Linked DNA regions of Homo sapiens: region 1 is linked to region 2. A link is an interaction called in ENCODE POLR2A ChIA-PET data of the cell type or tissue named here. Cell type or tissue: OCI-LY7. All regions are shown on one strand. Links, peaks and the distances in the headings refer to the core of each region. The heading gives the core; the rest is flanking DNA. Region 1 holds the start of SNU13 (small nuclear ribonucleoprotein 13). Region 2 overlaps TCF20 (transcription factor 20).

Evidence for each region. ChIA-PET counts read pairs that join two places held together with the same protein. Peaks named below come from ENCODE experiments on the same cell type or tissue, not always from the same donor. Only the 100,000 strongest peaks of a DNase experiment are listed, where the experiment ranks them.
Region 1: POLR2A ChIA-PET joins it to region 2 with 13 read pairs; 2 of 35 experiments call an interaction of 5 or more read pairs at or near these places.

What each region holds. Positions count from the first base shown.
Region 1 is chr22:41,679,702-41,695,555 of GRCh38, forward strand. SNU13 (small nuclear ribonucleoprotein 13) reads right to left here and starts at 9,166. Exons shown (of 3, transcript NM_001003796.2): 1 at 9,093-9,166; 2 at 543-663. The coding sequence starts at 9,095. It also overlaps the pseudogene RNU6-476P and the pseudogene C22orf46P. RefSeq lists enhancers at 8,366-8,535, 9,086-9,265 and a silencer at 8,647-8,846. In OCI-LY7, for the core only: CTCF peaks have their summits at 2,109 and 2,329; DNase peaks (open chromatin) are centred at 2,120 and 2,790; H3K4me3 peaks cover 2,500 bases; H3K27ac peaks cover 2,196 bases.
Region 2 is chr22:42,163,278-42,179,131 of GRCh38, forward strand. TCF20 (transcription factor 20) reads right to left here. Exons shown (of 6, transcript NM_001378418.1): 4 at 6,570-6,619; 5 at 5,332-5,459. The coding sequence ends at 5,376. Among named protein-coding and RNA genes, the nearest start is that of CYP2D6, 40 kb to the left of the region's middle. In OCI-LY7, for the core only: no CTCF peak of the experiment used is centred there; a DNase peak (open chromatin) is centred at 9,294; H3K27ac peaks cover 824 bases.

The sequences.
Region 1 (15,854 bases), core at 1,570-4,069, 490 kb before region 2:
AGGGAGGTAGTGCTCGCTTCAGCAGTACATATACTAAAATTGGAACAATACAGAGAAGATTAGCATGACCCCTGCACAAGGATGACATGCAAATTCGTGAAACGTTCCATGTTTTTGAATAATTGCATCCAAAAAAAAAAGGGAGAGGGGTAGGGAATGTTTCTGGGAACCAAATGAAATTCATGAATGTTAAGTATCCACCGTATAAGGGATGCTAAAAAGCATTAATATCCCTTTCCTTCTGATGGCTCTGGTGAGGTCATACAGCCACTATACAGTCTCCACAACTGCTTTCAAATGGCTCAGCAAAAATAAAATTCACTTATAGAGTGAAAAAGAAGGTAAATGTGGCAAAATGTTAACAATTGGTGGGTCTAAAAAAAATTCTTAGCCCATCAGCTTTAGCATCTAATGCCAAAGTCCTCCCACTGGTTGTAGTCGAGAGCAGCTAGCCCTCCTCCCAAACTGGAAATCAGATCAGAGGCCCCAGATGGAAACAGGTGCCTTTAACATTCCCCCAGAGCATCCTGTGGCTGCCTTACCCTCATTGGCTCCTTTCCGAAGCTGCTTATAGTTACATGACTGCTGAACGAGGTCCAGTAGCTTCTTGGTGAGGTGGGCATCGGCAAGGGGATAGGCCTTTGGATTCACATCAGCCTCAGTCTATGGGGGGGACATAAAAATATCAGACAAATTGAGCCAGAAGTTTTCCTACCTGAGTCACAAAATACTAATCAACAATTGAGACACAGGGGGCAGCTGCCCTGCTCCCTAACCCTCAAACACACAAAACACCAGGTAGTTAACAATGGACTTTCCACTCCTACCTTCGAAAAAAAGGAAATACACTATTAGGAATTACACAGTTCAGTAAAGTATACTAAAGCTCATGTACTTTTGTCTTTCTTCAGCCGAATGTTTGATAATATTACAGCAAATGGATTACAAACGGGTTCCCATGGCTCCGCATCCATTTGAGTCCATGGCTAATCCATTTCTGTTTTTATTTTTTAGATGGAGTCTTGCTCTGTTGCCCACGCTGGAGTGCAGTGGTGCGATTTCAGCTTACTGCAATCTCTGCCTCCCGAGTTCAAATGATTCTTGTGCCTCAGCCTCCCAAGTAGCTGGGACTATAAGCGTGCACCACCATGCCAGGCTAATTTTGTATTTTTTGTGGAGACAGGGTTTCACCGTGTTGGCCAGGCTGGTCTCAAACTCCTGGCTCACGCCTGTAATCACAGCACTTTGGGCGGCCGAGGCGGGTGGATCACCTGAGGTCAGGAGTCCATGGGTAATCTTTAAATTTGAACTTCCGTATTCCACCTGAATTTACTGAATCAATAAGATATAATTTACAGTAAATGTAGCACAAAGTTTTCTTTCCATTCCCCACTCCATATGCGTATCTTCTGTTCAAACCCATGGTTTCCAACACATTAAAGTATTTCCTCACCTCCTCTACAATACACACAAAATGGTTCCAAAATTGCTACACCAATATACCACCTCTACCAACAAACTCACCAAAGTCAAAATTTATTTTTGTTCTTAGGATATATCCTATCAAAGCCATCCAGTGGCAGGACTTTGTTCAAAAGTTATTCAAATTAAAATTTTCCTTGTGGTTAGCAATTTGGTATACAAGTAGATTTATTTTGTAGTCAGCTTGCTTTAAATTTTATTTTTCAAATATGTAAAATATCTTCATGGTTTAAAAGTCAAAACTATGCAAGTGATAGCAACTCAATATTTTGAAAACTGGGAAAGGGAAACAATCATCTTCTGTGCCTTTCCTAAATGCTGTATTAGGCGGTAACCAGGTAGAAGATGAGAAGTACCTCTTGTATCACTCTTCCGCCTAATAAATAAAGAGGGAATGGTACAGTTAAATATCACCAACTTGCAACCCTTATTAACTAATTAATGGCATTTGCAGTTATGTTAAAAATTCTTACTTTATAGATATATACTGTAATACTTATGGATAAAATGATGTCATTCAGATCTGTGTCAAAATAACCCATGTAGGGGACGAGCGCGGTGTCTCACGCCTGTAGTCCTAGCTACTCGAGAGGCTGACGCAGAATAGCTTGAACCCAGGAGGCGGAGGATGCAATGAGCGGAGATGGCGCCACTGCACTCCAGCGTGGGCGACAGAGCGAGACTCCGTCTCAATAAATAAATAAATACACACCCATGTAGGGAGCATATTGGGTGAGTGGCCTGCCTATTCCGCTCCTTCCATCTCATTCCCACTGCTCCAGTAAATCATTTTCATTAATTTTTCTCTTTTTTTTTTTGTTTTTACAAACACATATTTATATACAAGGATATATTCATATTATAACCCAGGTGCGGCCCCACATGTCGCCATCGTGTGTAACGTGCGAATCGCGAGTGATTCACTGCGGCTACCACCTAACCTCGGCCTTGGAGGCTGGACATAGGGTGGACGGCAGTCGCTGGAGACGGAGATGGCCTGGTGGGACCACTCATCTATAGCGCCTGCCTCGGTGGTCTCCTGCCCGACACCGCGCACCTGCCTTTTCCTCCTTCCGTTTTTTTACAGCTTTTCTGACACAGCGGGACCACGCTCGCGGCACCACAGCTCTCGGGAGGTGACCCGGAGATAATGGCCCAGTAGGAACACTCACCATAGCGTCTGTCTTGGTAGTCTCTTGCCGGACACCGCGAGGATACCACGCGTGTCGGTTTGGACGGTCTGCTGCCCAGCACCGCAAGGACACGGATGCCCCGCCCCCAAGAGCAGGAAGTGACGCCACTGCCGCCAGCGGAAGTGACGTCCAGGGCCAGCCCGTACACCAGGACGCCCTGTCTTCTACGTAACTCCTTATCTTAGGCGAATTTGTCTTGGTCCCAGGACAACTAGGAAGAATTAGGTGAAGGATGGAGGAGTTCTCTAAAGGAAGGGGGTTGGGGGAGGTCAAGGGAAGACCTCCATATTATTTTTCTCTTCCTCATACATTTATTTATTTAGAGACGGAGTCTCCCTCTGTCGCCTAGGTTGGAGTGCAGTGGCGCGATCTCGGCTCACTGCAGCCTCAGCCTCCTGAGTACCTAGGATTACAGGTGACCGCCATCACGGCCGGCTGATTTTTGTATTTTTAGTAGAGACGGGGTTTCACCACTTTGGCCAGGCTGGTCTCGAACTCCTGATCTCAGGTCATCTGCCTGCCTCAGCCTCCCAAAGTGCTGGGATTACAGGCATGAGCCACCGCACCTGGCCATCCTTTCTTTTTAATGTCTATAGAGTATGTCTCCTTCACATGTTACCTACTTAAACATTTTCTTTTTTGAGACAGGGTCTCGCTCTGTCACCCAGGCTGGAGTGTAGTGGTGGCATCTTGGCTCACTGCAACCTCCTCCGGGGTTCAAGCGATTCTCCAGCCTCAGCCTCCAGAGCAGCTGGTACTACAGGCATGCACAACCACGCCCGGCTAATTTTTCTGTATTTTTAGTAGAGAAGGTCTTTCACCATGTTGGCCAGTCTGGTCTCCCAATTGCTGACCTCAAGTGATCCGCTTGCCTTAGCCTCCCAAAGTGTTGGGATTACAGGCGTGAGCCACCGTGCCTGGCCTTATTTTTTCGATTAATCTTTCTGAGGGGGACTTTCCTGGGCTCAAGTGGTCCTCCTGCCTCAGACTCCCAAGTAGCTGGGACTACATGCATGCACCACCACGTCTGGCTAATTTTTTAATTTTAGAGGCACTGTCTTATTATGTTGTCCAGGCTGGTCGTGAACTCCTGGCCTCAAGCAATCTTCCTGCCTGGGCATCCCAAAGTACTGGGATTACAGGTGTGAGCCACTGTGCCCAGCCCATTTATATATTTTTTAATCTTTCACTATTATGTAAATGCTATAATGTCTAATCTCATCTATACCTAATCTATATTATGTTTCATTCAGTATATCTGTAAGATAAACTCCTAGAAGTGGGATTAACGAGTCAAAAGATATAATATGCATTTGTAACTTTTATATCTATTCTAAATTGACCCTATATAGGGTTTAACAACTTGCACACCCACCAGCAATGCATGACAGTGACTAATTCCCCAAAACTTTGACAACAGTGTCAAACTGAACTAGCTTCGTTGCCTGGGGTAAATATCCAGGGTTTGTTGTCTCATGCCAAGAAAATTTAGGACATGGACACACAGGAGTTTAGGAGCAGGGTTTTTTTTTGTTGTTTTTTTTGAGATGGAGTTTTGCTCTGTTGCCCAGGCTGGAGTGTAGTAGTGCGATCTTGGCTTACTGCAACCTCTGCCTCCTGGGTTCAAGCAATTCTCCTACCTCAGCCCCCACCAGTAGCTGGGATTACAGGTGCGCGTCACCACACCGGGCTAATTTTTGTATTTTTTAGTAGAGACTGGGTTTTGCCATGTTGGCCAGGCTGGTCTCGAACTCCTGACCTCAGGTGATCTACCTGCCTCGACCTCCCAAAGTGCTGGGATTACAGGTGTGAGCCACTGCGCCTGGCCGGGAGCAGAGGTTTAATAGGCAAAAGAAAGAGAAAGAACAGCTCTCTCTGGTGAGAAAGAGGGGCTTCGGAAAGGAAAAGACCCAGCAGTATGCTCTACTTTCTATTTCAGCAATTTCTCCTTTTGTTTTTTTTCTTTCCTTCTACTTTCTTTGGGGTTATTTTGTGCTAGTGTTTTTTTCTACCTTTTTATCCCGTTTCTCCCTAGCATTAGCATCTTAGGCTCCAAGTAATACTTTCATTATATCCTTTCATTTGTTTCTTCCCCCCTCTGCCCTTGTCACTTATGCTCTGGTATGTGGTATTTTCATTATTGTTCTGTTCTATTTTTGAATTCCTACTACAATTTTTAAATCTCTCTGATAGTTTATATTTTTCATTTCAAACTACTTTGTTACTAATTTTTAACTTATTTCCTTTTGGGTTAGGCAAAAATGGTATGTAATATTACCAATGTTAAAATTTGCAGGGCTTGCTTTATGGCCAATTTTCAAAAACGTTCCATGTTTGAAGAGTGTATTCTGAACTGGCTGCAGTGGCTCAGGCCTATAATCCCACCAACTTGGGAAACTGAGGCTGGGGACTGATTGAGGCCTGAAGTTTGAGACCAGCCTGGGCCACACAGTGAGACCCCCATCTCTAAAAATATTTAAAAACTTAGCTGGGGCAGTCCAGGCACAGTGGCTCACACCTATAATCCCAGCACTTTGGGAGGCCAAGGTGGGTGGCTCTCTTGAGGTCAGGAGTTCAAGACCAGCCTGGATGACATGGTGAAACCCCCGTCTCTACTAAGAATACAAAAATTATCTGGGTGTGGTGGCAGGCACCTGTAATCCCAGCTACTTGGAGGTTGAGGCAGGAGAATGGCTTGAACCCGGGAAGCGGAGATTGCAGTAGGTTGAGATGATGCCACTTCACTCCAGCCTGGGCGAAAGAGTGAAACTCCATCTCAAAAAAAAAAAAAAAAAGAATTACACCCTTTTTGTTGTTGAGACAGGGTCTCACTCTATCACTGAGACCAGAGTGCAGTGGCATGACAATAGCTCACTGCAGCCTCGACCTCCAGGGCTCAAGCGATCCTCCTGCCTCAGCCTCCTCAGTAACTGGAACTACAAGTGTGGGCCACCACTCCTGGCTAATTTTATTTTATTTTATTTTTTATTTTTTGAGACGGAGTTTTGCTCTTGTTGCCCAGGCTGGAGTGCAGTGGCACAATCTCGGCTCACCGCAACTTCTGCCTCCGAGGTTCAAGCAATTCTCCTGCCTCAGCGTCCTGAGTAGCTGGGATTACAGGCATGCGCCACCATGCCCGGCTAATTTTTGTATTATTAGTAAAGACGGGGTTTCACCATGTTGGCCAGGCTGGTCTTGAACTCCTGACCTTGTGATCCGCCCACCTCAGCCTCCCAAAGCGCTGGGTTTACAGGCATGAGCCACTGCACCCGGCCAACTCCTGGCTAATTAAAAAAAAAATTGTTTAGGCTGGGTGTGGTGGCTCACGCCTGTAATCCCACCTCTTTGGGAGGCTGAGGCAGGCAGATCACTTGAGGTCAGGAGTTGGAGACCAGCCTGACCAACACGGCAAAACCCCGTCTCTACTAAAAAAATACAAAAAATAGCCGGGCATGGTGGCACATGCTTGTAATCCCAGCTACTCGGGAGGCTGAAACAGGAGAATCGCTTGAACCAAGGAGACAGAGGTTTCAGTGAGTCAAGATCGTGCCACTGCACACCCAGCCTGGGTGACAGAGCGAGACTCTGTCTCAAAAAAAAAAAAAAAAAAATTTGTAGAGACAGGATCTCACTATTTTGCCCTGGGTGGTCTCCAATTCCTGGGCTAAAGAGATTCTCTCGCCTCAGCCTCCCAATTTCTGGGATTGCAGGCTTGAGCCACAGTGCTTGGCCACATCCCGTCTTTTAACTGGAGCACTCAGTCCCTTTACATATTTAAGTATTGGTATAATGGTTTCAAATTTTCCTTCTTTTGTGCCTTCTATTTGTTCCACTTGTTCTGTTTCTTTTTCTTTCTTTCCTTTCTCTGGATTTATCATTGCATTTGCACTATTTTCCCCTCTACTGATTTGGAGTTTATTCTTTTATCTTTTTTTTTTTTTTTTAAGAGACGGCATCTCCCTCTGTCGCCCAGGCTGGAGTGCAGTGGCGCAATCTCGGCTCACCGAAACCTCTGCCTTCCATATTCAAGGAATTCTCCTGCCTCAGCCTCCCGAGTAACTGGGACTACAGGCATGCACCACCACGCCCAGCTAATTTTTGTATTTTTAGTAGAGATGGGGGTTTCACCATGTTGGCCAGGTTGAACTCCTGACCTAAGGTGATCCACCCGCCTCGGCCTCCCAAAGTGCTGGGATTACAGGTGTGAGCTACCACGTCCGGCCATACAAATGTTTTATTTGATACTACAGTAGGGATTTTTTTTTTCTTTGACACAGTCTTGCTTTGTCACCCAGGCTGTAGTGCAGTGGCATGATCTCGGCTCACTGCAAACACCGCCTCCCCGGTTATAGTGATTCTCCTGCCTCAGCCTCCTAAGTAGCTGGGATTACAGGCACGCACCACCACGCCTGGCTAATTTTTGTATTTTTAGTAGAGATGGGGTTTCACCATGTTGGTCAGGCTGGTCTTGAACTCCTGACCTCATGATCCACCCGCCTCAGCCTCCCAAAGTGCTGGGATTACAGGCGTGAGCCACCGTGCCCAGCTGGAAATTTTGGTTAATAATTTATCACAAGTTTTATTTATTTATTTTTTTGAGACGGAGTCTCAAACTGTCACACGGGCTGGAGTGCAGTGGTGTGATCTTGGCTCACTGCAACCCCCGCCTCCCAGGTTCAAGCGATTCTCCTTGCCTCAGCCTCCCAAGTAGCTGGGATTACAGGTGCCCACCACCACGCCTGGCTAATTTTTTTGAATTTTTAGTAGAAACAGGGTTTCACTATGTTGGCCAGGCTGGTCTCAAACTCCGGACCCCATGATCCACCCGCCTCAGCCTCCCAAAGTGCTGGGATTACAAGCATGAGCCACCGCGCCTGGCCCTGTTGCATGTTTTAAAATAGATATACTTAGAAATATTACATGGAACCCCCAAAGTATGTACAACTATGATATGTCAATTTAAAAAAACTTTAAAAATTGCCATTGTTTCCAACAACCCATTCTCTGGAAATCAGGATTCTCAAATCTCAATAAACATCAAATTCATAAAAGAGGAAGACTTCAGGAATCTGAACAATCATTAAATACCTAAATGTTTCACTATTAGTCAACAAAAAAGTTAAACTCAATTTTAAAACCAAACTAGCTTATAAACACTAATTGAAACTTGCTTAGGGTGTATTTATTTGCCTTTCAATTTCTTCAGGGGTTAAATAAATTAACGAATGATATCATACCACCAGCCAACCTAAATCCCTACCTAGCATGATCAGTTTGGTTTCGCTGTACACCAGACAGCCAAAACTTGCAAGGTTTTGATTGAACAACAAATACTGCGTGCTTACTCTGTACCAAGCATCAGGACTAGATGTTTACCATGCTTTATTTCATTTGATCCTCACAACACCCTCATGCACTGTCATCCCCATTTTACAGTTGAGGAAAACTGCAAAGTTCAACCTGAGACCATCCGATTCCAAAACGTTTCAGGGAGCTGCGTTAAAGCGAGCACTGAGTTTGGAAGCTTCAAGTTCTAGGCTCAGCCACGTACTAAGCTTCAAAATGCATGGGAGGAGGTTTGTGGGGAGTGCTACCGCCGGGATCCAAGCTCCACTGGAAGGATTAACTATAGAAGTTACAGTGCTTTACAAATTCTTCCCTCCTCACCAAGTGCCAACCAAAACTACTACGCCAGGACACACGTTTTAGAACTTTCCCTAGATGTTTAAAAGTCAGAGACGACCAAGAGTTTAGAGACGCCGCACGTGGTGCTACCAGACTTCTGGTTTTTGAAGCCACCGCCTTGCAGGAGAAGCCTTTCCTGCACTCCAGGCCGTGAGTCGCGCTCACTTCATGTTCCCCACAGCCCCCAAATGCCAAAGGCTCCTCTAGGTCCCTGGCGCGTGTGACTCGCGGCGGGCACTAAGCGCAGACCCATGGGAGATCTCCTCCTGAACCCCAGCAACGGGGGTGGGGTGAGGTAGGGTGGGTAGGAGAGGTTGATCCGAATCCCAGGGTCCCACGCCATCGTAGATTTCGTATGAAAAGAAACAAGGAAAAAAAAAAGTTGGAGCCAAGTTTTCTTCACCCAACTTTTTGCCCTCTCCCACGTGGGTTGGTCTCTTTCTCCCAGGCTGGGCCATGCCCCCTCCGCTCGCTGCAGGCCTTTTGCCAAGCAAACAGACCGTGCGGCAAAGCAACACAGCTGCGGGGATCCTAAGGTTTCCTGAGTTCTAACCTCGGGCCAGGCTGCTGGGACCCCGCCGCTGCTGGGGTTCTAACTAAGGGCCCGGCGGTTAAGACCCAACGCCGGCGGATGAGACGGCGCAGGCTCTAAGCCTCCATCTAACAGGCTAGGGAGTGAACGCAACCCTGAGTCTCCCGCTTCCCGGTCCCTCGGCCGGCGCACGCACTCACCATGGCTGCGGTTCCGCGGGCTCAGCACTCCTAGGGGAGCGCAGCTGACGTTTCAGAAGCACTCGCGTGCACCGGAAAAACTCACAGAAGCAGCAGCGGAAATGGCCCCGCGCGGCAGGAAGCGAAGGTGACGCTACGCGAGCGAGTGGGCCCCGCCCTCTACGGGGGCACTGGCGCGGAAACTGGCCCTGTGTCGAAGAAGGAACGTACTTTGGCGTTCTTATGAGCTGCCTAGTACAAATTATTGGCAGAAACAATGAATTAAACATTCAAAAAGTAACCCACCGGCCGGCCGCAGCGGCTTATGGCTGTAATCCCGGCACTTTGGGAGGCCGAGGCGGGCGCATCACCTGAGGACAGGAGTTCGAGACCAGCCTGGCCAACATGGCGAAACCTCGTCCCTACTAAAAAATACAAAAATTAGCCAGGCGTGGTGGCGGGCGCCTGTAACCCCAGCTACTTAGGAGGCTGAAGCAGGAGAATCGCTTGAACCCCGGAGGTGGAGGCTACAGTAAGTTGAGATCATGCCACTGCACTCTAGCACTCCAGCTGAGGCGACAGAGCGAGACTCTCAAAAAAAAAAAAAAAAAGGCCGGCCGGGTGCGGTGGCTCCCGCCTGTAATCGCAGCACTTTGGGAGGCTGAGGCAGGCGGATCACTAGGTCAGGAGATCGAGACCATCCTGGCTAACACAGTGAACCGTCTCTACTAAAAATACAAAAAATTAGCCGGGCATGGTGGCGGGCGCCTGTAGTCCCAGCTACTCGGGAGGCCGAGGCAGGAGAATGCCGTGAACCCCGGAGGCGGAGCTTGCAGTGAGCCGAGATCGCACCACTGCACACTGCACTCCAGCCTGGGCAACAGAGTGAGACTCCGTCTCAAAAAAAAGAAGAAAAAAAAGAGGGCCGGGTGCGGTGGCTCACGCCTGTAATCCCAGCACTTTGGGAAGCTGAGGCGGGCGGATCACCTGAGGTTGGGAGTTCGATACCAGCCTGACCAATATGGAGAAACCCCCGTCTCTACTAAAAATACAAAATTAGCCGGGCGTGGTGGCGCATGCCTGTAATCCCAGCTACTCGGGAGGTTGAGGCAGGAGAATCGCTTGAACTTGGGAGGTGGAAGTTGCAGTGAGCCGAGATCGCGCCATTGCACTCCAGCCTGGGCAACAAGAGTGGAAACTCGGTCTCAAAAAAAAAAAAAAAAATTCCAGCCACTAAACAGTTAAGGCCTGGCTCATTATAATTGGCTGACGTCCCTGCCTGCTCAGATATTTAATATTTTGAATAGAACTTTTGGGTAAAAGAGTCTTCAGGGTAACATTTATTTTCCCACCAACACTGATCCTAAGATGGGAAAAGTAATTCCCCCACAGGAAATCAGGATACTGCAAGCAACGAGAAAGGCATGTTGAGTGGTTAAACAAGAATACATGTATTCAATACAGTGTTCATTAAATGTTTGATAATAGAAGGACAGGCAGATCCAAGTATTTCATAGGAAGAAAGAAATCAAGCAGACCGCAGGTTATATCACCCCATCACACATTCAGGGAACTTAATCTTTTCATTCCAGAGGATGGGTTTGTTTAAAACAAGTTCTTCCTCCTAATTACTTTTGAACAATTCCCCAATACTGTCCTTACCTGCACCAAGAGCATGCTAACCAGGCCTGGCACCAGGGTCAGAGTTGAGGCTGGGGCATCAGCCCCCTTTGTGAGGTGGCCTCAGTGACAGGGGTGCTATGAGGTGGCGGCTATCCTACTGCAGCTGGCTGCATCAGATGTGCCAGGCCTGCCCTCTAGCTCCCAACACCATCTGCCTGATCTAAGCTTTGCCATGTTGTTGTCACTGCTGGGTGCCTGTGCTGTGGTGGGGCCATTCCATGGCCCTGAGTGGGAGCCAGTGCAGGGCCTGCTCTCCCAGAATCACAGCTGCAGGGACCCTCAGTGCTGTGGCAACCTGCTTGTCCTCTGCCTCTTTCTGGTCTGGCAGGTCCGGCACTGTTGGCACCAGGTCACCAGGACCCGCTTCAGCACAAGGAATGTCATCAAGGTGAGTGGGCCCCATACACCTTCACCCTTCTTCCCTCAGCACCATGATTGTCTCTGTCACTTGTTACAAGGACCTTGTTTTATGCCTGGTGTACCAGAAATGAATCAGAGGGAAACTCAGGCTGCTCAGGGAGAGCATCGGCCAAGCCCCAAACCCAGGAGTCACCCTGAGCTCCTCTCTTTCCCTCACTCCACACATTCAATCCATCTGCAGGTCCCAGGGGCTATACTTGCAAATTGTATCTCAAATCTGATCACTTCTAACCACACCACACCCTCCTGGGCAGAGACACCATCATGTCTCAACTGGACCATAGCAACAGCCTTCTGCCTGGTTCTTGCTGCTTCTCTTATCCAACCACAGCCTATCCTCCATACAGTCACCAGAATGGCCTTCTTCTTTCTCTCTCTCTCTCTCTCTCTCTCTCTCTTTTTTTTTCTGAGACAGAGTCTCACACTGTTGCCTGGGCTGGTGTGCAGTGGTGTGATCTTGGTTTGCTGCAACCTCCGCCTCCCTGGTTCAAGCGATTCTCCTGCCTCAGCCTCCCGAGTAGCTAGGATTACAGGCGCCCGCCACCACGCCTGGCAAATTTTTTTTTTTTTTTGTACTTTTAGTAGAGATGGGGTTTCACTTTGTTGGCCAGGCTGGTCTCGAGCTCCTGACCTTGTGATCTGCCTGCCTCGGCCTCCCAAAGTGCTGGGATTACAGGTGTGAGCCACTGTGCCTGGCCTCTTTTTTCTCTCTTTTAAAAAAAAAAATTGGTCCAAGGATAATACACACACACAATTACAAGTGTGTAGATCAGTAAATTTTCATAATTGAATACATCAGTTTGTAGCATGCAGATTAAGAAACAAATGATTACCAGCAGCCCAGAAGTTTTAGTCACAACTCTGCGGATTTCCTTTTCTTTTCCTTTTTTTTTTTTTGAGATGCAGTTTTGCTCTTGTTGCCCAGGCTGGAGTGCAATGGTGTGATCTCGGCTTACCTCAACCTCTGCCTCCCAAGTTCAAGCAATTCTCCTGCCTCAGCCTCCTGAGTAGCTGGGATTATGGGCATGCACTACCACACCCGTTAATTTTGTATTTTTAGTAGAGGCGAGGTTTCTCCGTGTTAGTCATGCTGGTCTCGAACTCCCGTCCTTATGTGATCCGCCTGCCTTGGCCTCCCAAAGTGCTGGGATTACAGGAATGAGCCACCACTCCTAGCCAACTCTGCAGATTTCTTTCTTGTTTTTCTTTTTTTTCTTTTCTTTTTTTTTTTTTTTTGAGATGGAGTCTTGCTGTGTGGCCCAGGCTAAAGTCCAGTGGTGCGATCTCGGCTCACAGCAACCTCTGCCTCCCAGGTTCAAGTGATTCTCTTGACTCTGCCTCCCTAGTAGCTGGGATTACAGGCATGTGCCACCACGCACAGCTAATTTTTGTATTTTTAGTAGACACAGGGTTTCACCATGTTGGTCTGGCTGGTCTCGAACTCCTGACCTCAAGTGATCCACCCACCTTGGCCTCCCAAAGCGTTGGGATTACAGGTGTGAGCCACCACGCCTGGTCGACTCTGGATTTCTTTCTTTCTTTCTTTCTTTCTTTGAGACGGAGTCTTGCTCTGTCACCCAGACTGGAGTGCAGTGGCGCGATCTCGGCCCACTGAAAGCTCCACCTCCCGGGTTCATGCCATTCTCCTGCCTAAGCCTCCTGAGTAGCTGGGACTACAGGTGCCCGCCACCATGCCTGGCCAATTTTTTTTTTTTTTTTGTATTTTTAGTAGAGACGGGGTTTCATCGTGTTAGCCAGGATGGTCTCAATCTCCTGACCTTGTGATCCGCCCACCTCGACCTCCCAAAGTGCTGGGATTACAGGCGTGAGCCAGTGCACCCAGCCTCTTCTTTTTTTTTTTTTTTCAGATGGAGTCACGCTCTGTCACCCAGGCTGGACTGCAGTGGCGTGATCTTGGCTCACTGCAACCTCCGCCTCCTGGGTTCAAGCAATTCTTGTGCCTCAGCCTCCTGAGTAGCTGGGATTACAGGCATGCGCCATGATGGCTGGCTAATTTTTGTATTTTTAGTAGAGAAGGGGTTTTGCCATGTTGGCCAGGCTGGTCTGGAACTCCTGACCTCAAGTGATCCACCCATCTTGGCCTCCCAAAGTGCTGGGATTACAGACATGAGCCACCATGCCCTGCCATCAGAACAAACTTTTAGAAACAGAACATAGCACTTAGCTGCTCAAAACCCTGCAATGGCTCCTATACTTACATTATCTGGCAAACTCAGAATAAAATTCTCGCTCCTAATCACGACTCTAAGGACCAGCATAATCTGTCCCATGTTTGTCTCCGATCTTATCTCCCAGTGCTCTCCTCATTACTGGTTCCATTCTGGCCACACAGTCTTCTTTGCTGTTCCTGTACATGTAATTTTGTTCCATCCTCAAGCCTTTGTACTTAATGTCTCTTCTGCCTACAACGCTCTTTCCTCAGATGTCACTTGGTTTGCCCCTTACTTCATTCAGGCTCCAGTCAAATGTCACTTCCTCCAAGAAGCCTTTCCTGACTATTCTGTCTGTGCGGATTATGCAAGTTATTATGTGTGCAAGGATTTTGCTTCTCTGTTCTCATCTACAGGTGCCACTGCAGAAGCGGGCAGTGCCCTCCATGAGGTGCGAAACTGTCTTCAAGCTGACTCCTGAATTCTTCAGTCCTGGAAAGTCCAGGGGCCTAGATTCTCAACAATGCGCACAAAGGCAGAGATGGGGATACCGGAGGAGCCTCCAGGAATCATGGGCCCAGAACCTGCTCTCTCCACAGCACCCATGTCCAGGCCCACCTTCGGGTGTCCACACCCACTCTGAGCCCATCTTTTGTACCACCTCCATTTCAAACACCTGTTTACTGCCTCAGAACAGTTCCTGGAAAGCATGGCAGGTGCCTTGGTGTCTCCATGATGGTCAGACTCGCCCTGCCTTGGACATGTGTCAAGAGATGGAGCAGCTGCTGCTTCACTCACAGGAAAGGTTGGTGTCACTGGAGCCTGTCATCAGTGTGAGGTCTCGCCCCACCTCCATGACCTTAACCACCTCTCTTCCAAACTTACTTTCAGCTGAGAGGCTGCAGTTCTGCCCCCAGAGAGCTCCTGCCTGATCCTTCCCACCAAACACTGAGAATGTGCACTTGGAAGTCTTGGCACTGTCGACCAGAGGCCTGGGAACCAGGGGGTAAAAACCAGAAAGCAGGCAGAGAGGATAGTAGAGAGACCCAGGCTCCAAGGTGGGTGAACCAGACAGGGAGCAGACGGGAGGATGCTTCAGAAATCCAGGCATCTGGGGAGTAGTTCCCAGTAGACTTTGGAATGGAGGGTGATGCAGAGACTAACGTGTTGGAGTGTGCAAACCAGAGACTAGTAATAAGTGAAACTGATGGCGAGATCTTGACACCAGGGTGGGACACCCAGGACCGGATGGGAGTTGAGAGTAGAACCAACATTCAGGAACTAGGGAATAGAAACCAGAGGGAGGCTGGAGGTGAGAATCTCCCTGAAACCCAGGCACATATGGGAGAGAACCAAGAACAGTTAAGATGTAAAATTGATGCAGAGACCCAAACACCTGAGTGGGAGAACCAGGATAAGAATGGAAGTGAGGATGCTGTGGAGACCCAGACATTTGAGAAGAAGGACAAGAAAGAGGCTGGAGAGGAGGATGGGGAAGAGATCCAGGCTCAAGGATTGGGGAAGCAAGGCCAGACTGGAGATGAGAATGGTGAGGAGACCCAGACACCACAGTGGGAGAAACAAGATCAGATGAAAGGTGATGCGGATGTGGAAATTCAGATGGAAGAGGGGAGAAACAAGGATCAGGTTGGAGGTCAGGATGCTGCACAAACCCAATCATGTGGGAGGGAGAACGTGGGAGAAGTAAAAAAAGAGAATAGTGTAGAGACCCAGGCCTTGGATTGGGGAAAACAGGAATGTGTTGGAAATGGGAATGTTACAGAGATCCAGACACCAAGGTGGGAGAAGCATGATCAAGGTGGAAGTAAGAAAGCTAAGAAGACCCAAGCATCTGGGGGAGAGAACCAGAAACAATTAAGTCATGAAATTCAAGTGGGGTGGGGAAATAAGGGCCTGAGAAGAGATGAAGATGCTAAGGAAACCCAGATAGCTACCAAGAAGAAGCTCAGGGAGATAAGAGAAGGATTGGGTGGTGATCCAGGCACTATGGTGGGGAAACCGGAGACAAGTAGCAAGTGAAATTTATAGAGAATTTGAGATACTATGTTGGGAGAATCAGAACTGGATTGGAGGTGAACATAGAGCAGAAATTCAGGCATCAGAGAAGAGAGACCAAAGAAAGGATGGATGTGAGGATGGCACAAATATCCTGGCACCCGAGGCTGAGATCCAGGAACAATTAAAAGGTGAAACTGATGTGGAGACTCAGAGCAATGAGCCACTTAGAGAAGAGGATGGTACAGACATTCAGTCACTAGGGAGGAGAGAGGTTAAAGGTGAGGATGATAAAGACACCCAGGAACTTGGGAGGAAAAATCAGGGTCAGTTAGGAAATGAATTTAGTGGAAAGATTCACATACCAAAGGGGAAGAATCAGGAACATATTAGAGGCGAAGATGGTGCACATACCCAGATATCTGAGTCAGGGAACTGGGGCAAATTAACAAGTCAAATTGATGGAGAAATGCATTCAGCAGAATGGAAGAAA
Region 2 (15,854 bases), core at 7,748-10,247:
CTCCCTGGGGCGCGTGGTGGCCCAGGCAGCGGCAGTTCCTCAGCACCTGCAGCCTGGGGCTCTGCCCTCTATAGCCTTCGTGTTCCTCAGGTCTGATGACTAGACCAGCCCAAACACACGATATCCTGAATGTAATGGGACCCTAACTTTTCAAGAGTTACTTTAAAAAAGTTGTTCCTTCAGTAGGGAAATTAGGAAGGAAGGAAAATTCTCTAAGCACTATGTGCCAGGCCCTGGGCTAGAAGCTTTACAGATATTATATCACAGTAACGTGGATCTGCCTGACCCCCATCTTCAAGAGAGCTAAAGCTCAGGAAGGCGACACATGTAGCCCAAAGCGACGTGGCCAGAGGTGGGACTGGGGCTTTCCCAACTGGGCCCTAGGGGCTGCGTATGCTAGGGCATGGGGTGTGGCTGAGAGACGGCTGGGTCCCCGACAGTGAGCCTGGGAGCAGCCCTGGTGCCAGCCAGCCTGAGCAGCAGGAGCGACCTGCCGCCCCTGTGCTGAAGACTGTGAATTCTCTTTTAAAGAACATCACCTTGCTCCCCAGCTGCCAGCATCCAGGGTTTCGTCTTGGGCCAACACCTTCCCAGGCTCCCTCACTTGTTCCCTCCCTTCCCTTCTCGCTCACACTGTCCTTTCTGCTCCCCTTTGGCCTCATCCGTGGCCTGAACCCGGGACGCCATCCTCGCGTCCTTCCACATCAGACTCCAAGCCTGCCTTTCCCAACTGCAGCAAAAACTCATCATCTCAACACCACTCACCCTGGCCAGGATTCGCCCAGAGCCCATTTCCTCATTTCTAAAACAGACACTAATTCCGACTAGAGAGGGAGGATATGAAGGGAAACCTAATTCTGAATCTATACTGATTAAGGGCACCGATGGTCAGGGTCCAAGAGCCCTTTTTTCCCTGGGATGCACTCATTTCTTTCTTTTTTTTTTTTTTTTTTTTGAGATGGAGTCTCACTCTGTCGTCCAGGCTGGAGTGCAGTGGCACGATCTCAGCTCACTGCAAGCTCCACGTCCCGGGTTCATGCCATTCTCCTGCCTCAGTCTCCCGAGTAGCTGGGACTACAGGCGCCCACCACCACGCCCGGCTAATTTTTTGTATTTTTAGTATTTTAGTGTTTTAATTTTTTGTATTTTTGTATTGTTAGCCAGGATGGTCTCGATCTCCTGACCTCGTGATCTGCCCGCCTCCCAAAGTGCTGGGATTATAGGCGTTAGCCACTGTGCCCGGCCTGGGATGCACTCATTTCTTTAACACAGACTCACTTGGCACTAGCATAGTTACATGCCCCGCTCTGGGCTAGGCTTTGATGGTGCAAAGACAGACGTGGTCCCTGCCCTAATGGAGCTTACAGTCTAGTGGAGAGACAGGTAGTAAACAAGTAAATGATCTGAAATTGTGGTGATGCTAGGATGGCTGCAAGCGAGGAGGGGGGCAATGGAGACAAGGATTTAGAAAGGGAAAGGCTTCTCTGAGGAAGTAGGATTTAAGCTGAGACCCAGGAGATGGGAGCCTGTTTTCAACATGAAGATGGGGAGCCAAAGTGTTTCCAGCACAAGGAACTGTGTGTGCAGAAGCCCAGAGGAAGGAAGCCTGGTCCCTGAGGAGCTGGAGGCAGCCAGGGGCCTGGAGAGTCACCTGAGACTTCCATAGGGCTCTGGAAGGCAAGGTGAGATGTCTGGGCTTTGTGTGGAAGATGACAAGAATCTCTGACGTAGAGAAGGGACAGGACTGGAGGGAGGCCTAATGAAGATTGCACTTGGCTGCTGAGCAGTGGCAGGGAGGCGGGCACTATAGCAGCCACAATGCCTGGGCTGGGGCTGGTGGGGAAGGAAAGTGGACAGACTCAGGCTCTCCTCTGGAGGTGTAACCCTGGACTGCCTCTGGACCAGTTTGGGGAAAGGGGAACTCTAGAATGTGACATTCATGCATACACACAAATGGACTGTGTGATGTCCAGCTCCAGGGGCAGGGGGGCCACGCCCCGTTCCCTGCCTTGCTCAGCGTCCATCCATGGCTGTTCTGTGCAGGGTACATAGCATCCAGGATGCAGCATTAGCCCTGATCAAGGTTATGCTTCCCATGTGCTGGACCACAGGGCCTGTTAGGGCAAGCTGGGGCCTCCTTGTTTAATTCACGACAGGAGGAAGAGCTGGGTATAGGGACTCCACTGTCAAAAGCCCTGCCAACCAATGACACAAGCCAGCAAGGCAACCCCCTTGGCACAAAGAGACAGTGGGCAACCACGGGCCTGCAGAAGGACTTTTCCCCTCCGCACTCCTGGCGAGGGTCAGGTACCAGATACCTCACAGGCTGGGAGGCAGGGGCGGCATCTTTTAACCCCAAGCCTTGGGTATTTTTTGCTATAAGAGACAGCTGCAGGGTCCAATCTGCTGCCTTGACCCCTCCAACTCCCAAGAGAAACCCACAGCTAGGCATGGCAGATCAACGGGCTGAGAGCCAGTGTGCTGTGCTGGCACTTAGAGACATTTCCCAATGGAATCTCAAAAGGTTGGCACTGCTATTCCTGTTTTTACAGAAGAAACCGAAGTACAGAGACATGGAGTAGTCTGATCTTAGTCACACAGCACCTATCATATCACTCTGTCAGAACATGGCGCACTAGGAGGCAGACACACACGCACATTCGCTGTCTGTTCCCTGCCTTGTCAGGGCACCCAATAATGGTGGCTCTCTGTCCCCAGCATGGGGCCCAAGATGAGTCCTCCTTTAGTCAGAGGTGTGATTCTATCCCCAGTCACCAGGGCTTCTACCACAAATGAAGGACGGTGACCACCCTCAATGTCACTGCTGAACTGGGAAACCAGGAAAAGCTATATGCCTTGTGGGAACAGCACATAAAAAACATTTCAGATGGACAGGACTGGATGCAGTGAGTCCATCCTCTCCCTCCAAGAGCTGAATGGAATGGTTCAACCTCAATGGACCTGAGACGACTCTCTTCAATGGGTGAGGCCACTTCATCACTGTGCTTCAACCCAGAAGGATGAAGCTCATTGTTCTGTTCAAGAGTTGGCCGGGCGCCGTGGCTCACGCCTGTAATCCCGGCACTTTGAGAGGTCAAGGCGGGAAGATCACTTGATGTCAGGAGTTCAAGGCCAGCCTGGGCAACATGGTGAAACCCCATCTCTACAAAAAATACAAAAATTAGCTGGGCGTGGTGGTGCACACCTGTAGTCCCAGCTACTCGGGAGGGCTGAGGCGGGAGAATCGCCTGAACCCCAGAGATGGAGGTTGCAGTGAGCCGAGATCGTGCCCCTGTACTCCAGCCTGGGCGACAAAGTGAGAATCCGTCTCCAAAAAAAAAAAAAAAAAGAGTCAAGGGCCCTGACAGCTAGGAAGGAAGGCCCAAGAATGACTAGAGAGGAACAGATGAACAAAATCCCCAGGAGATTTGTCCACCAGGCCCAGGGCCTGAACTTTCTTTTTCTCAAACACAGATGCAATTCCAGGACAAAAACAAAAAACACTTAAGCTCTTTCCTTAACCAGGTCTTCTAGGACACATTCCAGGAATACGCATCGTGGTCCCCTACAGAACTTGACTCTAACCATCTTGGCCTGTGCTGGCACAGGGGTGACAATGGGAAGGCACAGTGACACCCTCAGGAGCGTAGGGACATGCAGGAGGGCCAACAGAAACAGTCCTTTCAAAACCACGCAATGCAATGGCTGCCTTGTCCTAAGGGCTAATCCCAGGAAAAGGAGCAGGCAGTGCTGCCCAGCAGGTTCTGGAAAACCAGCAGCCACTCGCTGATGGTGGCAATGTACTCCAAGTCCAAGAGGCTTCATTTGCTCATCTGGTTCCTCTGACCCAGGAACACATGGAATGGCTTCCACCCACCTCCCCACTTTGCTCTGATCCCTTCACTGCCAGCCCTACTCCCCGGAAGAGGAAAGAGAAAGGCACCACACTCAACGCTCTATCAAGAAGGCACTCAGCAGCCCCCACTTGACTTCTCAAATGGCGTGGCAGCCGAGGGGCCTTCTCCGGAAATTAGTAGTGGTAACAAGGAGGAGGGCACGTTCCAGAAGGTGGTCAGGCACATGGTGGTGCCGGAAGGGACACGTCTAGCGTAGCTGTGTGAGTCAAACTCCTGAGGTCGACACAGAAGTCCTCCCATTTGAGAGAAATGACCCCTCAATGAATATTTCTGAGACAACTAGTCCTCCTGCCCCATCCTGTAGCAGCAAGTGCCACAAGGTACATTTTGGTTTTTCTTTTCTTTACAACCTATTTCCCTTCATGCCTCAGTGACGCAGGGAGGGTGAAGGAGCAGCATGGAGCTCAGAGGCCTGCAGCTTCTAGAGACCCCAAGTCCTATCATCCTGTTTTCACAGATGCCTGCCAAGAGGGCCGTGACCACAATAATCCCACACAAACTCACAGCAAGCACAACTCAATCACAAGAATTTTTTTTCTTTTTTTGAGACAGGGTCTCACTGTGGCCCAGGCTGGAATGTAGCGGCACGATCATGGCTCACTGCAGCCTCAACCTCCAGGTTTGATCAAGTGATCCTCCCAGCTCAGCCTCCTGAGTAGATGGGACTAAAGGCATGTACCACCACGCACGGCTAATTTTTTTTTTTTTTTTTAATGTAGACACAGGGTCTCACTGTTGCCCAGGCTGGTCTTGAACTCCTGGGCTTAGGCGATCCTTCTGCCTCAGCCTCCCAAAGTGCTGGCATTACAGGTATGAGCCACCATGCCCAGCCTCGAGATTTTTAAGAGTAAAATTAAATCAGATGCTAGAGTCTACTAAATCTTTGAGGATTTTTCTTTCCTTTGTACTTCTGCAAAAAGGAATCCTTCATAATACTGGAAAAAAAAGATTTCTAATAACAAAACCCAAGAGTTCTGTTGTTTTCAAAGGAAAACACACCATAAGCTTTACAGAAATGTAGTAAATTAAAAAGAAGAGACCTTTGACTGGAACCCTTTCTGAGACGGGGGAAAGAGCAGGGGCTACTGGCAAGAGATGCCCTGCCCAAGAAAGAGACCTAAAAGCCTGTTGTGTCCACTCACAAGGCCACCCCTGGCCAGCTGTGCCCTGAAGGGCTGCCTTCAGGAACAGTCACCCTGCACCCCATTGGCAGTGGACAGTTTAGAAGCCCCCACTCCTTTCCACAGATAATCTGGGGAGCTAAGTAACCAATGGAAGAACACTGCATCCACCTGGCGTTGTCATCCACAGGATGAAATGCTGGTGGCAGAGCATAGAGCGAGCAGGAGGGCAGAGGCAACGACGCCTGCTGGGAGCCGGGCAGGATGCAGGGAGCCCGGTGGCCCCGACTCACCTGTGCTTGCTGTCCTTTCCATTCCCACGAGCACACTGCCCCCCTCACCCCCGCTCCGACTGCTCTGTGCTGAGGCTGCCTTTCGCGGTCTTGTTCTGCAAGGGGGGGAGAGGGCACGGAAGGGGAGGCTGACACGGGCAAAACCAAGAGGAGACAGACAGGTGGGAGAGGACAGTGCAGAAATCAGGGAGGGCAAAGGGAGGACAGGAGTGGCACATGGAAAAGGAAAGAAAAGGCAGAGTCAGTCCTGACCGACAAACAGGAGACATTCAGACAGGGTTTTCTGAGGCAAAATGTGACCCTTAAAAAGGGGAGTTCTAAAAATAACATGCAAATTAAGTAAAAATAAAGAGAATATAAGATCCTGTGACCACTCCCCGCCCTTCCCCAGAAATAATTTTTAAAGAAAAGCATAAGCAAGCATCTTTCAGGAGCATTTTGAGGGCAGACCTCTCTGGACAACCTCCTTCTAGTACTTTCGGCCCTACTAGATTTAAGACTGCGAGTGACCAGTGACCACCAGGTGTCAGTGTGACCTCAGCCAGAGACACAGTGCAGCCCCTGCAGGAAACATCAGGTGGCAGTGGTCTCCGTTCTGATCCTTTCTTGGGGCTCCTTCTCCATATACACCCTCCCCACACACATATGTGGTATCCACAAACAGACCATTCACCCCTTACCTCCCACCCTTTCCTAAAGGAAGCGACCACGAGACCACCTCCTAAATAAACTGGGAAGTGGAGCCCGAGACAGCCCATCCACTGTGCATCAGGCTGCTTCTGCAGAAGCACAACCTGGAAGAGACTGAGCTTCCCCAGAGCCTTGTGGTCAGCTCGACTTCTAGTCTGGGAAGATGCCTTTGCACAGGCCTCAAGGCCTAGAACCAGACTTACCAAACGCCAACCTGTGAATTGGGGTTCTATTCACCTCAAGTGGAAATCAGTGGCTTGATCGAGTTAGATATTCTCACCTCTCTTAATGAACAGACAAACACCCCCTCTCCCAAAACACATTTCTCCTGGGATCCTCATAATACTCCGAGTGCTGGCCCCCATGCCACGGGTCTCCCTTCAGCATCATGCCCCTCCACCCTCCCAGGGCCAGGAGGGGACTAACAGCCGGAGGCACAGGTGGGGACAGGTGTGGGTGAGGCCCACCAACACCTGGTCTTCAGGTCTTTCAGGAGGAGCCACCCTCGATCCCATCCCTGCTGGTAGCTCTTGGGGCCTCTGACTCACCTTGTGCTTAGGGCACCTCACCGAGAAGTTCTCCTCATGTAGCAAACAATCTGGAAGACAGAAGGGGACAGTCAGATGGAGACTTCACAGCTGGACATAGGTGTGGTCATGCTGGCTGGGATTGACAGGGTCAGACATAAAGGTAGCAGGTCGCTACACTTACTTCTAATAGGAAAACATTAGAGACAACCCAAGTAAGCTATGATACCTTAACATGATGGATATCGGTCACTTAAAAATTAACATTTGAAAAGAGTTAATGGTATGGAAAACACCCATGAAACAAAACTGCTTGAAAAAACCAGGATGTACAAATGTATAAATGTGCTAATTTTATTAAAATGTTTCTACGCATTAAAAAAAGACTTGGGGCTGGGTACCATGGCTCACACCTGTAATCCCAGCACTTTGGGAGGCCGAGGCAGAAAGATCACTTGAATCCAAGAGTCAAGACCAGCTTGGGCAACACAGTGAGATCCTGTCACTATTAAAAAAAAAAAAAAAAATACTGAAAGGCTGGGTGTGATGGCACTTGCCTATAGTCCCAGCTACTTGGGAGGCTGAGGTGAGAAGACTGCTTGAGCCCAGGAGTTCAGACTGCAGTAAGCTACTATCACATCACTGCACTATAGCCTAGGCAAGCAAAACTGTCTTAAAAAAAAAAAAAACTACTTGGGAGGCTGAGGCAGGAGAATCACTTGAACCAGAGAGTCGGAGGTTGCAGTGAGCCGAGATCACACCACTGCACTCCAGCCTGGTGACAGAGCGAGACTCCGTCTCAAAAAAAAAAAAAAAAAAAAAAAAAAAAAGACTGAAAGGAAATCTATGAATATGTAACAATAATTCTCTTTGGGTAAGAAGATACAGCTGATTTAAATTTTATCTTTTCTATATTCCCACGATATCACCAATAAATGCTATTTTAAAAATCCTTGATTCTAGGCTAACCCCATTTCTCAGGCTCAAGCCAAAGCCTCCTTGTAAAAACACTTTAAAATCTAGACGCGTATTTTCTTCTCTGTACAGAGAATGCCCAGGTGTCTGAGACAGAAAGGTGGCCAGGCCCAAGAGCCCCACTGTCACCTTTGCCCCACGACCCACGGAGACACAGAAGCCTCCAACACAAATCACATAATCCACACTAAATGCTTCAGAGGAAGGTAAAATCCCATGAGGATGCTTTTAATCCTTGGAGGAAAAATGATTCATTCCAACTTGTAACATGATGACAGCATCCTGGATGGCAGCAAGGACACATCTGCCTCCAGGTGAGCTGAGCTCTCACACAAGGGTAGTGCATGGATCAGGGCAAGGAAATCTAATTAATGAGTTCACTCTGCACACCACAGCTCCTGGAGACCGACAGCCAGGTCACTGGTGCAAAACGCGGTGGCAGAATGTTAATAAATATTGATAACACATTCTCAGAGAGCTCCCAGGCACCATGGCAGGAGGCAGCCACGGTACTTATCCTTGTTAAATTTAAACTGAGATCCAGACTAGCAGCCTGTGCACCCACAGATTTCAAGTGCAATAGTAATAAGCAATGAACATACACATGAAAACTTTTCAGGTCCCGGTATCCTAAAACAAATCAAAAAGACCCTTTTATATTTGGCCAGACCTGGAACATCATAGCCTGTCTTTCGTTGGAGCCCATGAGTATCTAAGAGAGTGGGCGGCAGCCTTCTTGGCTCCGTGGGCCCAAGAGCTCAGCAACTTACTACTAACCTCCAAGCCCCTCCCCCAGCAAGCAACTAGCAAGGCAATAAATGAAATGTGTTAATTTAAAACCCACAAGTACATAGTGTGACCAAGACTCCCGCTGCTCCAATCTGCCAGAGAGTTTATAAACAGCAGGAGCCAGACAACTGGAGCTCAGGGGATATGCTCTCTTCTTACCTGGGCTCTGGCAGCAAGCACTATGCTGGCTTAGTCTCTAGTTTGGGCCAAACAGAAACAGTACAGCACACGTGGGGCTGGGCCACGCTTACGCCACAGGGGTTTATACCAGTGAGGACAGGGACCACACGAGCAGCAAAGGGTGCCATCAGAAAGGCGCAGGTGGCTCAGTTCCCTCACGGCCACAGAACAGTGACCAGCTGTGATGGACCATTAATAAAACACGCCTCATGTTAGGAAATGCGTTCCCTCTGAGTTAGAAGCAGAAAAGAGTAAGACACTATGAATGCACGCTAACGACAACTTGAAACTAATGCCAGATACATCTGGAAATGAAGTCTCCTACAGCAATCTGCCTGAGGCAGTGTCCATCTCTGACAAGGCCTCCCATGCAGGAACACTGTGCAGACAATGCCCTCCTCTGTTCTCATACATGTCCACAGGCCGTCAGGAAGCACAATTCACGTTCCTGGCAGGGGCCAGAACCACAGCTAGAGAGCTCAGAAACCTGGAGGGCACAGGGGAGCTTCTCCTCTTACCAGTCCCTGCTGGGAGGGAAGAGTGAAGAGCAGTAGGTGTAGTAAAACCTCTTCTGAGGACTCTGAACAGGCAACTGCACCTACATGGCCAGCCAGTCAAGGTCTCTCAATCTGTGTTCTTCAAGGCCCAGGCACCATCCTACACTGTCCAGAGGGCGCAGTCAGCACTTCTGCATAGTGAAGTCAAAGTAAACAGCTTGCGAGATCATCATCCAAGCTCAAAAAGACCTACAAGGTGGCCTAGTCAACAAGATGGCTTGCAGACACAAACATCAACCCCCAGAAGAGAAGGCCACTTTCATTTCCCTCTTCAAGCTCAAAGGCAGAATGGATTTACTAAGCTCCTCATTATAAGCTCTGTGAAGCTTCAGATACCCACATGCATCCACATGCTCCCAGGCTGAGGATGGTGGGCTCAAGGAGGGAGGTAGGAAAAACAAGAAGGGTTTAATGTCCTTTGGATCTGTTGTGTAGCAGACACAGACTCCAATTCACCTACACTCTACCCCAGTACTACTGTTATTCCTTATGTTGGCACACTGCAGGGCTTGGGACACAGGGGCCTGCCAGCCCCACCCTGCCTTGCCGAAGGGTAGGCTCAGGCTCCTGGGCCATAAGGAGGGAAATATGGGGCTCTTGGCACTGGGACTGGCTCCTGTGAGGCAGACGGCTGTCCCCCGGGGAGGAGTCAGACTACTGGCATTTCCTAATGACCCATCCAGGGCTCTGATGGCACCAGCAAGATCAAAGTCTGCAGCAGAGATAGCAGCTTTAAAATGCTACTGCAACGAGAGCTGCAGAAAGTAGAATTCCCAGCTGTTTTTTCATGAGAGTAGAAGAAAAAAAAAAAACCCTCCACACAAGGTTCTTTACGCACAGTGGAATTATTAATGAGCTACCACAGCCTTTTTTTCTCGTCTTAATTGTTGTGGCTCATTGCATTAAATACATTAATTAAAAAAAAAAAAAAACAGAGCTCATGCTCTTATTACTGTAACCCCCCCCACCTGGAGCCAAATCCTGTGCCTATGACATAACAAGCAACACAAAACAGCTGACCATGATGTCAGAAATGCAGGGTCAACATCAGGTGGGGGGGAAGGTGGCAGGAGTCACAGATCATGAAACAAAGATTCTGTTTCTATGGAGATGTCCCAGTAATAAAAGTCTTCCCTGAGACATCAACAGCTCTTTAAAGATCTGGGTGGGTTGACAGCAAGGCAGAGATGAAAATGTTAAACTGCTCTTTACTCCATAAGGGAGGTTAGGGATTCTCAAACCAAGGACTTATTTTTGTTATGATTAGAAAGAAAAGTCCATCAATAAACTTGTTTCCTGGATACAAAGTTACATCATACACAGAGAGCAATTTCCAAGAAGACTGTGTGGAATAATACAAGCGTCCATCCCCACAGAGCAGTGCAGGCCTCTGGGTCACTGTGACTTGGGTCATCAAAAAGACCGCAATGACCAAGACATGGTCATCTTGTGAAACTGCCTCTGGGTCCCAGGTCTCCACATGAAGGAGCAAAGTGCACAGCAGCAGAGGCAGCAAAGCCAGAGGCCGACAGCCCTACCCTCACTCCTCCCAACCCAGACCCCTCTGTCTTGCTGGACACGCGGCCACCAACTTCTGTTAAATAGAGATGCTACCAGCTTAACTAGGCAGGCTACCAAGATGGGCCCCAAAACAGAAAATGACAGACACCATTTACTCACAAGTCCTCAGCTAATAATGAGGGTCCTGCGCTTCTCTGCTGGTGGGCTGGGGTGACAACCTGGGCACAAGCTTCCACTAGAGGAGAGGATGTTCCAGTGCTCTATGGCCCCTTCCAAAAAATCCCAACCATATTGCCTGAACTTGGGTTGAGGAGGGTAGCTCTAAGCCTGTGCTGTTCAGCCACTAGCCATACATGGCCACTTAAGTTTACATTAAAAAAAAAAATTCATTTCCTCAGTCCCACTAGCACTCAATGATCACATCTGGTTTGTGGTTACCACATTGGAGAGTGCTGAGCTAGAGCGTTTCCATCATTGCAGTATGTTAGGCTGAGCTTTGCTGCTTGACATCTTAGAAGCTGGACCAGAAGGCAGGCTATCAGCAGAACGGGGGCAGCCTCCAGGGGGGCCCTTGCTGAAGTGTGCTCGGGTGGGATGTGGCACCGGCCTGTCAGCACACCCTAATGTGTCCCTGAACACAGCCTCAGTGGGGGACCACTTCTTACCCAGCTGCGAACTGGGAGAGCCAAAACTCACAGTATTCCCAATATAAAACTAACAATCAACCATAAAAAAACTTAATACTTAAAAATCCTCATATATAGCTGGGCATAATGGTACATGCCTGTATTCCCAGCTAGTTGGGAGGATCGCTTGAGCCTAAGAGTTTGAGTCCAGCCTGGGCAACACAGTGAGACCCTGTCTCAAAAAAAATTTTTTTTTTTTTCACTTAAAAGCCATTTTCTTGGCCAGGCGCGGTGGCTCACGCCTGTAATCCCAGCACTTTGGGGGGCCAAGGTGGGCAGATCACAAGGTCAGGAGATCGAGACCATCCCGGCTAACACGGTGAAACCCCGTCTCTACTAAAAACAGAAAAAATTAGCCGGGCGTGGCGGCGGGCGCCTGTAGTCCCAGCTGCTGGGGCGGCTGAGGCAGGAGAATGGCGTGAACCCGGGAGGCGGAGCTTGCAGTGAGCCGAGATCGCGCCACTGCACTCCAGTCGGGGCAACACAGCGAGACTCTGTCTCAAAAAACAAAAAAAAAAAGCCATTTTTTTCAACTAGAAACAAAACTTTATATTACTGCTCCCCCTCTTTCCTGGCCACTAGACTACAGGGAAGAAAACACAATATTACGATGTAACTAGAGGTAATGAAAATGAGAAAAGGCAACTGGTTGGCTCTTTTAAAAACTTATTTTTATTTGAACAGACCTGTTCTTGCTATGTTATCCAGGCTGAACTTGAACTCCTGGCCTCAAGTGATCCTCTAGCCTCAGCCTCCCGAGTACCTGAGATTACAGGTGTGAACCACCATACCTAGTTAACTGGTTAGCTCTCTTTCTTTTTCTTTTGAGACAGAGTCTCGCTCTGTTGCCAGGCTGGAGTGCAGTGGCGTGATCTCAGCTCACTGCAACCTCCACCTCCCGGGTTCAAGCGATTCCCCTACCTCAGCCTCCCAAGTAGCTGGGACTACAGGCACGCGCCACCACACCTGGCTAATTTTTCATATTTTAGTAGTGACAGGGTTTCACCATGTTGGCCAGGCTGGTCTCAATCTCCTGACCTTGTGATCCGCCCACTTCGGCCTCCCAAAGTGATGGGATTACAGGTGTGAGCCACCGTGCCTGGCCCAACTGGTTAGCTCTTGAAAGAGAAGGATTTAACAGCTGTACTACAGAATATGGCAGACCATGACCCAGGGTAAATTACACCTTAGACTCAACATGAAAACATTTGGAGGAAAAAAGAGAACAGAAGGGATGGACTAAAACCCAAACTCCCTGAACTGACATTTCAAGGCTACTTCATTTTTGTTTTGAGATAGGGTCTCACTCTGTTGCCCAGGCTGGAGTGCAGTGGCCCAACTGAGGGTCATGCAGCCCCTCCTGGGTCCTTCCATCTCAGCCTCCCTGGGTAGCTGGGACTACAGACAAGGGCCACCACGCCTGGCTAATTTTTTGTATTTTTTGTAGAGACAGGGTTTCACCATGTTGGCCAGGCTGGTCTCGAACTCCTGGGCTCAAGCAATCCTCCCACCTCAGCCTCCGAAAGTGCTGGGATTACAGGTGTGAGCCACCACACCTGGCACTCTGTTTCTGATTCCCTATCTTTCCGTTGATCAAATAGTGCCTTGGCCATCAAGCTGCCTTTCAGTCCACATGTACGTGTGAATACACACACTTTTGTAATAGTCTAACTGGCATCAGCATTATCTTCTCTACCTCTCTTGTTCTTTTTAACTGTTTCTCCTACAGAAGCTTGGAGAGAAAAGAGGGAAGGGGGAGGTAAGGGCAAGAAGGATGTGAAAGGAATGGAGACATATGCTTAAACAAAAGTCAGGAGCTGCAAGCAACTGCTGCGCTGGAAGGAAGGGGGGGGCAGGATGAATTCTGAGACCTGATCCAAGTCTGTTGGCCCTGCTCTGTGTATGTTATGCCTCACGCCTGTTCCCATCATGCAGTCAGCCACGCCCTCTTCCCCTTCCCATCAAATTCAAATCAAACCCCGCCTCCTATGGACAGCGTGGCTGCCTCCGTGGACAGCCCTGCTTCTCTCCTGGGGAAGCACAGAGAGGGGGCATGCACATGACAAGCACCATGCTACTTGCTGCCTTCTCTCACCACTTTTCCTCAAACGTGACCACAGGCATTATGGGGGCTGCCTGGGTGATGGTCTTAGATACATCTAATGCTCAAGTAACTAGAGGACATTATGTCAAGTGAAATAAGCCAGGCACGGAAAGTTAAAAGCTGCATGTTCTCGCTCATGTGGAAATTTAAAAAGCTGATCTTACGGAAGTATTAAAAAGTAGAACAGAGGATACTAGAGGCCAGGAAGGGGAAAGGAAAGGAAGAGATAAGTAGAGATTTGTTAAAGAATACAAAATTACATCTAGATGGGAGAAATAAGTTCTAGTATTCTGTATCACTGTAGGATAACCACAGTTAACAACATTATATTGTATAGTTTCAAATGACTAGAAGATACCAAATGTTCCCAACACAGACATGTTGTTTGAGACGATGGATTTGCTAATTACCTAGGTCTGATCATTTTATATATATATTGAAACATTACTGAGCACCCCATATCTACAATTACTGTCCATTAAAAAAAGTAAAAAACGCTGGGCGCGGTGGCTCACGTCTGTAATCCCAGCACTTTGGGAGGCTGAGGTGGGTGGATCACCTGAGGTCGGGAGTTTGAAACCAGCCTGGCCAACATGGCAAAACCCCGTCTCTACTAAAAATACAAAAATTAGCCGGGCATGGTGGTGGGCGCCTGTAGTCCCAGCTACTCGGGAGGCTGTGGCAGGAGAATCACTTGAATCTGGGAGGCAGAGGTTGCAGTGGGCTGAGATCATGCCATTGTACTTTAGCCTGGGCGATAAGAGCGAAACTTCGTCTCAAAAAGAAAAGTAAAAAACTTAATAAACTTGAAATTAACACCCACCTTGCCGCCAAAAAAGTAACTGGGGAAAACACCCACTGAAGGGACTAAAAGTCTAGAGTAAGAAAGGTGATTTTCCCAGGTTATCGAAGCTCTGAGTCAAAACTCAAGTCTTCTGCGTCACTCATTGGATGGCACTTCTTTAACAAAATGTTTCCCTTCTTTCAACAGTTAACACACTGCAAAACATCCCCCTATCATCTCAGCAAAGAAAATACAACACTCTATTGTATGTATACAACGTACTGTGATTTAGAGTAAGAAATACATATTTTAGTCTTCATCCCTGATTCCTGGCACAGACCTCCTAAAACCCGTGTAAATTCCTGAGCAATTAGGGGTGCTAGGAGCATCTTTTCTTCTAATATTTGGTTTTTGATCCTGGTTCCTGACATGGAGCTCCTAAACCCTTGGAATTTCCTGGATAGGAGCACTTTTTGTTCTAAGGCTACTCTTGGTGGTTCCTGGATGGGGGCTGGGCACCAGAGAGACGAAGCTGTGATTAGCAGCTTGGAACTGTTAGCTCTACCCACCCCACTCCAGGAAGGACAGAGGGGGTGAAGATTGAGTTAATAATTGATTATGCCTACATGATGAAGCCTCCAAAAAATCCGTGAACTACTGGATTCAGAGGGCTTCTGGACTGCTGAGTAGATGAAGGTGCCTCAGGGGTGGTGCCCCTGGAGAGAGCATGGACGCTCCATGCCCCTGCCCACACATCTGGCCCTATGTTTCTTTCATGTGGCTGTTCATCTGCATCCTTTATAATGGGTAAACACAAGTGAAGTGTTTCCGTGAATTCTGTGAGCCATGTTAAACATTAATCAAACCCAAGGAAGCGGTCTTGGGAACCCCAGTTTATAGTTGATCACTCAGAAACACAGGTCATAACACAGGGCTTGAGATTGGTATATGAAGTGGGGAGCGGTCTTGTGGGACTGAGCCCTTAACCTGTAGGGGCTGCACTAACTCTGCTTAGTATCAGAACCAAGCTAAACTATAGGACACCCAGTTGGTGTCCAATGGTGAATTACCTGTGTGATGCTATCAAGAAAAGAAAGTAAAAAGACAACTCAGAGAATGGAAGAAAACATTTGCAAACCACATATCCAGAATTACAAATAATTCTTTTTTTTTTTTTTTTTTTTTTTGAGACAGAGTCTCACTCTGTTGCCCAGGCTGGAGTGCAGTGGCGTGATCTCGCAACCTCTGCCTCCCGGGTTCAAGTGATTCTCCTGCCTCAGACTCCCGAGTAGCTGGGACTATAGGTGCGCGTCACATCTGGCTAATTTTTGTAGTTTTAGTAGAGACGGGGTTTCACTATTTTAGCCAGGCTGGTCTTGAACTCCTGACCCCATGATCCACCCGCCCGGCCTACAAATAATTCTTAAAACTTGACATTAAAAAGATAAACAACCCAATTTTACAATGGGCAAAGGATGTGAATAGCTATTTCTCCAAAGAAGATGTACAAATGGCCAATAGGCACAAGAAAAAAATGCTCGACATTAGCCATCAGGGAAATACAAATAAAAACCACAATGAAATAACATTTCATACCCACTGGGCTGGCTACAATTAAAAAAAAAAAAAAAAAGAAACACATATGACAGCAAGTGTCAGGGAGGACCTGGGGAAAGGAGAACACTCATGCACTGCCACTGAGAACGTAAA